Linked DNA regions of Homo sapiens: region 2 is linked to region 1. A link is an interaction called in ENCODE POLR2A ChIA-PET data of the cell type or tissue named here. Cell type or tissue: PC-9. All regions are shown on one strand. Links, peaks and the distances in the headings refer to the core of each region. The heading gives the core; the rest is flanking DNA.

Region 1 (5,171 bases), core at 364-4,363:
AACTCTGAGGGTGGATCAGAGGGATGAGCTGAGATATTTATTAGATGTGGATATGTTAAGTAGACTGCTGGATATGTAAGTTCAGGAGAAAGGTTTTAAAGTCATGACAGTAGGCTAGGCTCAGTGACCCACGTCTGTAATCCCAACACTTTGGGAGGCCGAGGCTGGCAGATCACCTGAAGTCAGGAGTTCAAGACCAGCCTGACCAACATGGCAAAACCCCGTCTCTACTAAAAAAAAAAAAAAAAAAAAAATAGGTGGGTGTGGTGGCGGGTGCCCATAATCCCAGCTACTTGGTAGGCTGAGGCAGGAGAATCACTTGAACCCGGGAGGCAGGGGTTGCAGTGAGCCAAGATCGCACCACTGCACTCCAGCCTGGGCAACAGAGTGAGACTCTGCCTCAAAATAAATAAATAAATAAATAAATAAATAAAAAATCATGACAGTGAATGAGGTCACCAAAGATGCAAATATAAATGGAAAAGAGGGGAAAGGACCAAGCCCTAGTTCACACTAATATTAAGAGATGAGGAGGAAGCAGAGGAACTCTCACAGGAGACTAAAAGGAGGGAATCCCAAAGAGGCCAGACCAGCGTAGAAAGTCGAGTGTAGCTCTATAGGTCATTTTAAGTAAGAAGACAACTGAGAACTAACCATGTGATCTAGCGATGTGGAAACCTTGGGGATTAACTGATGTAACACATGAGGCTTGGTGAAAGGTGTGCTCCGGAATAGTGATTACCATTACCCTCATCAATAGGCTTTATTAAACACCCAATTGTATCAGCATCCCTGCTCCCATCTGCCTGACACCGAGGGATAAGAAGCCTGGGTTTTCATGAGTGCAGCTAGATTTATTTAGCACTGGACAGAGAGGAAAATCAAGCTGGAGTCTCTCAGGGAAAGTGGGGAAGACTGAACCCAAAGAACCGGAAGGAGGAATCTGAGTAAAGTCAAGTTAAGGGTCAGGGGAGACTGTGTCAGATCAAGGACAAATTGGGTATGAGCTAAGAAGGCCGTGGGTGATCTCAGCAAATACCTAGTTTGGCCTCTGTGGTCTTTCTGGATGGGTGGGGACAAGGTTCCTACAGGACTGGGTAGTTTTAAAGGTCCAGAGGCAGGCAGATAGTGTAGACACAGTCCTCTCCAGTTCTCCCTCTCTTAAGACTAAAAAAAAAAAAAAAATTAAATGTATAGAGTCCCATTATATGGCTCATTATACATGACTTGTCATTGGCCAAGTCATATGTGTGCCGGAAAATAACAATTACTAACCCAAAGGCACCCTGCACCATGAAGCTCGTCCTGGTCTCTTTTCTGATACTGAGTACTAAGTTATGAAGGACTCATAGCCTCAGGAATATATATCAATGGTCAGCCTGCACGGTGGAATGTTGGCACTGGAAGCTGTTCCCTACCCTCTAAATCCTGCTCACAGTCCCCACCTCACCTCCAAAATCTTTTCCCACATCTTGGCTTTCATCTGCCTTGATTTTGCTAAGACTTGGCCTTCTCTTTGTCCAAACAATTACAATTATAGTACCTTTCTTACAAGGTGGTTATAAGGATCAAGTGACATAATGCATGTGTATATGGTGCCTAGCACAGTGCTGGGCAAAGAAAAGTGTCAGAAAATGCTTGTTGGTGTTGTGAGTTAATCCCTTGTTAGGATGCAGATGTGCCTGAAAAGAGTAATGCTTTAAACCTGCCCCCGAGGGTAAAGGAAGTTCATTAGAAAAGGTTTTGATAAGGGTCAGGGTGGGAGCACACATGAAGAAATGGGGAAAAGGATATAAGGGGGCTTCAAAAACAAACTAGTCGTGTGGCCTGCCCCAGCATGTGGGCCTGACCAAAACAATCCTATATATAGGCACTCTCTTACCTTCCTTAGCATTGCAACCTATTGCGTTAATACCAGGCCCTCAGGCATCACAGCGCCTCTGTCTCTCTAGACCATCTCCAGCCACTACCTTCACCCGACTTACAATTCAGCTAAACTCAACTACTGTGTCTTTGCTTGTGCTGTTTCTTTCCTGCCTCTTCCTCAAGTGGCTCCCACTTTGCATTCAAGACTCAGCTCTTGTGTCTGGAAACCTTTTAAATCATTTCTCCCAAGCTGAGCATTGAGCCCTCCTCTGTGTGACTACAAGCCTATACTTACTTATTGTATACAGCTTAGCACTTTTAATATTAGTTGGTACAAAATTAATTGTGGTTTTGGACCGTGAATTTTAAACATTGTAACTAGGCTCAAACACTTCTTTATTAATTAAAATAAGAACCATTACAATCAACATATTTTTGCCAATGAGAAGCAAATTTGTTTATTCCTGTAGCATAAAAAATCTGTGCTTTGGGATTCAACAACTCTTGGAAAGTACTTTCTGCATCCTGCTGATTGTGGAAGCATTTCCCCTGCAAAAAGTTGTCAAAATGCTTGAAGAAGTGGTAGTCAGTTGGCAAGAGGTCAGGTGAATATGGTGGATGAGGCAATACTTCAAAGCCCAATTCGTTTATCTTTTGAAGCACTGGTTGTGCAACCTGCAGTCGGGGGTTGTCATGGAGAGGAATTTGGCCCTTTCTGTTAACTGATGCCAGCTGCAGGCTTTGCAGTTTTCAGTGCATTTCATCGATTTCCTGAGAATAGTTCTCAGATGTAATGGTTTCTGGGATTCAGAAAGCTGTAGTGGGTCAGACTGGCAGACCACCAAACAGTGACCACGACTTTTTTTGGTGCAAGTTTGGCTTTGGGAGGTGCTTTGGACCTTCTTCCCCATCCAACCACTGAGTTGTCATCACCGATTGTCATATAAAATCCACTTTTCGAAGTATGTCACAATCTGATCGAGAAATGGTTCGTTGTTGTTGCATAGAATAAAATGATGGTTCACAATGATGATTTTTAAAATTTTCACTGAACTCATGAGACACCCACTTTTCCAGCTTTTTCACCTTTCCAATTTGCTTCAAAGGCTGAACGACCATAGAATGGTCAACATGGAGTTCTTCAGCAACTTCTTGTGTAATTGTAAGAGGATCGGCTTTGACGATTGCTCTCAATTGGTCGTTGTCAACTTCCAATGCCAAGACACTATGCACCTCATCTTCAAGGCTCTCATCTCCTTTGCAAAATTTCTTGAACCAACACTGCACTGCATGTTCATTAGCAGTTCCTAGCCAAATGTGTTGTTGATGTTGTGAGTTGTCTGCACTGCTTTACGACCTATTTTGAACTCAAATAAGAAAGTCACTTGAATTTGCTTTTTGTCTAACATCATTTCCACAGTCTAAAATAAACATAAAATAAAAAGCAAGTAATAAGTCATTAGCAAAAAAAAAAAAAGCAAGAAGTGCACGTTAAAATGATGTATAACATAACCACATTAGTTAAGAATGTGTTCCAATATCAAATGGCCAATTTCAACAATGCAAAAACCACAGTTAAGTTTGCACCAAGCTAATAACATGCCATCTCCCACTAGGTTTTATGGTCTTCCAGCAATGCATCTGACACCTCTCACTCTGTACAGTGTACAGTCCCTGTACAGTGGCTGGCACACAGTAGGTGCTTACTAAGTGTGGCAGTATACACATGTACAGAGTCAGGCAAAAATTGGTGTATTTTGGAATGAATAATGCAGAGGAAATAGCCAAGCAATTTTCATGTATGTTTAGAAATAATCAGATAAGAGAGACCAAACTTTCTCTTTTATCATTCCAGAAACATTTCACAGAAAAGGTCACTTTTAATAGCTATTTGGAAGAAAATGAGAGATGAAAAGAGCACTTTCAGCAGTGGAATGGAATGGAGCAGAGTAGGGTTTGAAGGAGGGAGTAGAGAGGAATGGAGTCTCCTGGGCTTGTGGGGCCACAGCAGGAAAGAGAAGTCCAATTACACACAGGGTGTTTGAAGTTAGCATAAGGACTTCGTTTTCTATTCCTCTTCTGTTGGATCACATCAAAAAAAAGAAAGTGGTACATGGCATAACAGTTGGGGAGTCAGATAGACTCCCCAACATTTGAATTTTGTCTGTTTTCATTTTTTTATAATCCTATGCGAGTTGCTTGACTTTGGTGGACCTCAGCTTCCTCATCCACGAAAATGGAATGATCCACTGCACAGGTAATGAGGTAACATTTGAAAGTTCTTAGCACAGAATCTGACTGGATTAGTCAGATTTTGCTGCAGCAACATATAACTCCCAAATCTGAGTGGCTTACAAACACAAACATTTATTTCTTGAGGGCTGTGAATTGGCTTTGGCTCTGGTGGTCTCCACAGATCTCCATTTATCTTTTCATTCAGTGACCCATAGCAACGGGATGGCCATCGTCTAAGATAACCTGTTTTCACTGTGGAGCACAGGCTCTGAAGGGGACACAGCCAAACCACACCAGCTCATTAGCATCTTCAGCTCTGCCATGGCATAGGGCATGTCTGCTCATACTCCACTTGACAAGGTAAGTCCCATGGCCCAGCCCAAGGCCAATAGGGATGTCTTCTCCACCTCCAGAGGAGTGCAGCCATCGGGGAGTGCACACATCATTGTCAACAAGTAAAGCTGCCTACCACATGTGGCGTTTCATTGGCTACTGCTCCTGAGTCAGTAAATATGTTCATAGATATCTAGAGATGCAAGCGGCCTAGGAGAAGGATGGGACAGTTATGTCCAAGGAGGTAAAAAGAAATGTACACTTGTGTCAAAACCTATTCCCGCCACCACAAACCTCTTCTATTGCTCCAAATTCCCAGCTTTGGGAAAAAATGGGTGAAAAAGAATTAATTTTTTTATAGGGGTTCATGGTAACAGTTCCTTTATCTCTTACTTTCTTCTTCCTGCTCACTTCTCACCAACCAATCTGGCCTCCTTGGCATTTTTTGAAACATTAAACATGCTGCCAGCTCAGGGCCTTTGCACATACTCTTCCATCTGCTTGAATAAGCTGCCCCAACATCTGCATGACCCCATCTCTTACTTCATCAGGTCTCTGCTCAAATGTCACCTTGTCCAAAAGGCCTCCTCTGACCAATCTATATAAAATAACCAACCCCTGCCCCAACCATCCCTTATTACCCTTAACCTGATTTACTGTTCTCCATAGGACTTATAGTCTGGGATATTATATATGTACTTATTTTTGTTGTTATTTATTATCTATCTCCATCATTT
Region 2 (5,171 bases), core at 768-4,767, 110 kb before region 1:
CCACAGGCTAGAAGTCTGAAATTTGAAAGTGGGTTAGGGGATAATCTCATGATTCTTCTCCTTTTACCATCTTTCTAAAGCTGATTCTGACCACTCTAGGATCTGGAGCTTAGGAAGGGAGATCAATGAAGGAGTACTAGCAAAGTTCTTAGTTGACTGGTGCTGTGCAGGTGATCAAGTTGGTGCTCTCTGGCCTTTGCAGATGTTTAAAGCTGATTGCTCTTTTAAGGGATTTTCATGGGTTGCTCTGAGACTCTTCCTTTTCCCCACCTTTCTGCAGCCTTAGGTATCCAGCAGCAGTTCATCTCCAGCTTTCCTGTATTGAGGCTCCTCACTCCTGCAGGAGGTCATTATAAACACGGGCTAAGCAACACCACACAACTCCCTTTCCCTCATGGGCCACATCTGGTCCATAGGAAACATGTTTGTCCAGGAAAACTCTGGGAATGCAGCCCCTTCCCCATAACTCAGCACTCTGGATTTAGATTTCTCAAGCATGAACCAGTCAGAAGTCCCCTGTGTCCCTCAAACTTTAGAAGACACATATTAAGCTCCACGGATGGTTCCATAAAAGTTCTGTCCTTTGGTTTGATTTAAGGAGCAGATATCCCTCCTTCCCACCCCCACCCTCTTTCTCCCCCTTTCTCCTCTCCTCTCCTGTCCTTTCCTCTCTTCTTCTCTCCCCTTTTTCCCCCATAATGAGAAGGATAGAATTCTTGGAACCCAATACTTCCCTCCAAAGAAATCCTTTTCAAAAGTCTTCCTGATCTCCAATTCAGCATCCCTTTACGCCATCAGTGTGGGTAATCATTTAAGAGTTACCAACCCAGGGCTAGGCACGGTGGCTCACGCCTGTAATCCCAGCACTTTGGGGGGTCGAGGCTGGCAGATCATGGGGTCAAGAGATCGAGACCATCCTGGCCAACATGGTGAAACCCCGTCTCTACTGAAAATACAAAAATTAGCCAGGTGTGGTGGCACGCGCCTGTAGTCTCAGCTACTTGGAAGCTGAGGCAGGAGAATCGCTTGAACCCAGGAGAAGGAGGTTGCATGGAGCTGAGACCACGCCACTACACTCCAGTCTGATGACAGAGAGAGACTCCATCTCAAAGAAAAAAATAATAAAAAAAGAGTTACCAACCCTTCCACCCCTTTTTACCACCTACTTTGAAAGTGTTTGCATTTTGGTCCAACACATAGCTCTAGAATGTGCCTTAGCTGAAGCTTTCCTTTTAACATCTTGTTACATCCCTAAAGCTCACTTTTATACAACTATCTTTTAAAAAAATCTTCCCCATCACACTCAGGTAGTAATTTTTACTTCTTTGAACTATTAGGTGTCGATCATTATGCCGTTTACATAGCACTTATTTTCTTCCTTGCTTTGTAGGTATTTAAGTCTACTTATTTTTGTCAAAAATATATAAGTTCCTCAAAGGTAGAGACTATGCCTCTTTCATTTTTATATCACAAAAAACTTACACACAGTTTATATGTACTATTTATTATATTTATAAATGGATTGCTCAGTATTACTGCAGATTGTAAAAGTCTTGGAAAATATCTTCAATTCAACATATATTTATTGAATATGTGCTGAATTTCAAGCACTGTGCCCAGTTGAGGATACGGACATGGACAAGACATAATCCTGCTTCTGAAGAGCTTACTATTATCAGAGGAGGCTGGCATACATGAAAAATTGCATTAGTCCACAATAACAGTGTGCTCTAAAGGTTGTGCACAGGAGGGACTGGTTAGTTCTAACCATGAGGCTCAGGGACATCTTCATGAAGTTGGATCTGTCTGAATTGTTTTGTATGTTAAATGAGCTAAAGTTCATGTACCATAAAATTCACCCTTTTGAAGACTACAATTCACTGATTTTTAGTATGTTCACAAAATTGCACAATCATCACCACTATCTAATTCCAGAACTCATTTGTTACCCCAAGCCCATTTGCACTCACTCTTCATTCTTCCCTCCCCTGAACCCCTAGCAACCAGTAAGCTACTTTCTGTCGCTATGGATTCCCTAATTCTAGGCATTTCATATAAATGGAATCATCCGATATATGCATTTTGTGTCTGACTTCTTTCATTTAGCATAATGTTTTTAAGCTTTATTTGTGTTGTAGCATGAATCAGTGCTTCATTTTTATGACAGAGTAATATTCCACAGTATAATATATATTTTATTTATCCATTTATCTGTTGATAGACGTTGTGAATAATGTGCTATGTGAATAATGCTATTCACGTAACACACTATTCTATGCTATTCACATAGCATTCACATAGCATTATATAATGCTATGTGAATAAAGGCTATTATGAACAATGCTGCTATGAACATCTGTGTACAAGTCTTTTAGGAACATGTTTTCAGTTCTCTTGGGTACATACCTAGGAGTAGAATTGGCAGGTCATATGGTACTGAATTGATTTTTGAGGGATCCATAGTTTGCTGGTAACTAGACTAATAAGAGAAAATGGCAACATTATTACATCAAGACACTCAGACTCTCAGTCCAAGTATTTCTAGGTTCAGGAGCCCTCTCTACCTTCCTGTCAGATGTTATTTTAGTACCTTGTGGTTTTAAATCCATGAAATCACTCTACCTCTTTGGTAGGAAATATGACTTTTTCCTTAATGAAATACTCTTTCTGCAACTATGGCTCATTCAAGGTGAGATGTGGTGATTTTAAGGATCCAATCCACTGTTACTCATCTAACCCCACAGTCACTGCTTCATGGACAAGCCCAGAGCTTTTGGCAGGATAAACCAATGGGACATTGGTCTTGGAAAGGCTAGTTCTCCCTGAGCCCTAGAAACAGCTGTGTTATAGCTATGTGCTCAGGATCCCTTAAATTACCTGGAAAGCAATCCATATCCCTCCTCCAACTGCAGAGCTTAGTTTATTAAACTATTTTTCAAATAATTACAAGCGACATACTTTGATATGATTTTTTAACTAACATTATATTGTTTGTTATAGGGGAAGATTTTTTTTTCCCCAAAGGAGGAAGTGGGTAGAATTGGTGGAAAAAACAAACTAAAATAAACTAATGCCTAATTTCTCAAGCCCCTTTCAGAGGCTAATTTATATAGGAGTGCTAAATGAGCCCACTCTCCTGCAATCCTAAAACAGGACAGGCTATATCTGCTCATAGGTATTCTTTTCCTAGGCAATGTTAGTGTATGTGCATACTAATTTTCGAGACCCAGCTCATTTTCGAGGCCACCTTTCCTGAGAAATGCCTTTCCTGGTCCCATAGGCAGAGTGACAGACTTCCATTTACTACACTCCAATCCTTTAGGTGCTGTCTTGGTCTCCTTTAGGTTGGTATTACAGAATGCCACATACTGGTTAATTTATAAAGACAGGGAATTTATTTCTCACAGTTGTGTAGGCTGGGAAGTCCAGTATCAAGACACTGGCATCTGGGAAGAGCCTTTGTGCTGCATCATCCCCTGGTGGAAGGCTGAAGGGCAAGAGAGAGCAGGAGAGGAAAGTTCCTTTATATCAGGAACCTACTCCTAATGACATTAATCTGTCAGTTAGAGCAAAGCACTCATGACTTAATCACCTCTTAAAGATCTCACCTCTCAACATAGTTCAACTGGGGATTAAGTTGCAATATGTGAACTTTGAATGATACATTCAAACCATGGCAGGTGATCGTCTCTAATAAACTTTATTTTGTGTTTGATTCCATTTGTCTGTTTGTGTTCACCGTTCTTTTCATCAGTGCTTTGCTCATAGTAAGCACTAAATAAGTGTTCAATTTAATTATTCTGAAGTGATGACCCTATACTGGTAGAGTGTTAGTCTGCCAGCACATCATGCCAGTTTCAGCTTCGTGAAAGAAGGAACTCACTACCCAGGGAAGCACAATGCTTTGCTAGGTTTATGCTCATACTCTGAGTTTGCACAATGCAGGTAAGACACACAATTCCCAATTTTGTGTTCTCGTCCAGCAAAATTTGTTGGGCATTTACCGTGTTCTGGGTGGGATTCAGAGGTGAATAGGACAGAGTACAATGTGCCAGGCTGCTGTATAATTATTACATTTACTTCCTCCAGTAACAAAGAAAGGTAAGTGTGTTAGTCAGGATTTTTCTGGTTGCAAAAGATAAAAAGACAACTTAATGACATAAAACAAACAAAAAATCAAATGTATTGGCTCATATATCCAAAATATACAGATGTGGACTTCAGGTGCTGCTGGATCCAGGAACTAGATGATCCTATCTTGATGCTATCTCACTCTCCATCTCTTGGCTCTATTTTTCCTGTGTCTTCTTTATTCTCTGGTAGGCTTTCCCTTCATAGTCATTAGTGGCTCCCAGTACCTCCACAATTACCTTCTATCTTGTTGGCAGCCCTTGTCAAAAGAGAAAAATTCTTTCTAGCTGCTCCAGCAAAAGTTTTGGGATTACCTCTGTTGAACTTTCTCAGATCTCAAGCCCATTCCCAAACCAATGGCTGTGCCCAGAGGGAGGAAATACACTGATTGACTAAACCTAGATCATATGTCCTCTTTACTTTTTTAAAAAATTTATTTATATATTTTTTGAGACGGAGTCTGTCACCAGGCTGGAGTGCAGTGGCGTGATCTTGGCTCACTGCAACCTCTGCCTCCCGGGTTCAAGTGATTCTCCTGCCGCAGCCTCCTGAGTAGCTGAGATTACAGGTGCACACCACCACACCTGGCTAATTTTTGTATTTTTAGTAGAGACAGGGTTTCAATATGTTGGTTATGCTGATCTTGAACTTCTGACCTCGTGATCCACTCACCTTGGCCTCCCAAAGTGCTGGGATTACAGGCGTGAGCCACTGTGCCCAGCTGCCCTCTTTAATTTCTAGAGTGGACTCAGACAATTAAACCTTATGGGCGAAGGGTGAAGAAAGGGTAGCTCTCTAGGGTGATTTGGCATCCTATTATGTGAAAGGAAAATGGATACTGGACAGACAGAGACCATTCTGATAGTTATAATAAACTCCACTTTAGAGATAAGGAAATTATGGCTTGGGAAGTTGGCATATGTTACTCAAATTCTCATTGCTAACATGTATTAGTAGAGAGAGGACTAGGACTCATGTCTGTCTGATTTCAAATTCTGGGTAACATGCCATGTAGCCCATGCTTTCAAAGAGCTTATACA

The links. ChIA-PET counts read pairs that join two places held together with the same protein. Peaks named below come from ENCODE experiments on the same cell type or tissue, not always from the same donor. Only the 100,000 strongest peaks of a DNase experiment are listed, where the experiment ranks them.
Region 2: POLR2A ChIA-PET joins it to region 1 with 8 read pairs; 2 of 35 experiments call an interaction of 5 or more read pairs at or near these places.

What each region holds. Positions count from the first base shown.
Region 1 is chr1:147,805,676-147,810,846 of GRCh38, forward strand. No RefSeq gene overlaps it. Among named protein-coding and RNA genes, the nearest start is that of GJA5, 48 kb to the left of the region's middle. In PC-9, for the core only: no CTCF peak of the experiment used is centred there; a DNase peak (open chromatin) is centred at 2,516.
Region 2 is chr1:147,690,467-147,695,637 of GRCh38, forward strand. No RefSeq gene overlaps it. Among named protein-coding and RNA genes, the nearest start is that of ACP6, 23 kb to the left of the region's middle. In PC-9, for the core only: no CTCF peak of the experiment used is centred there; no DNase peak of the experiment used is centred there.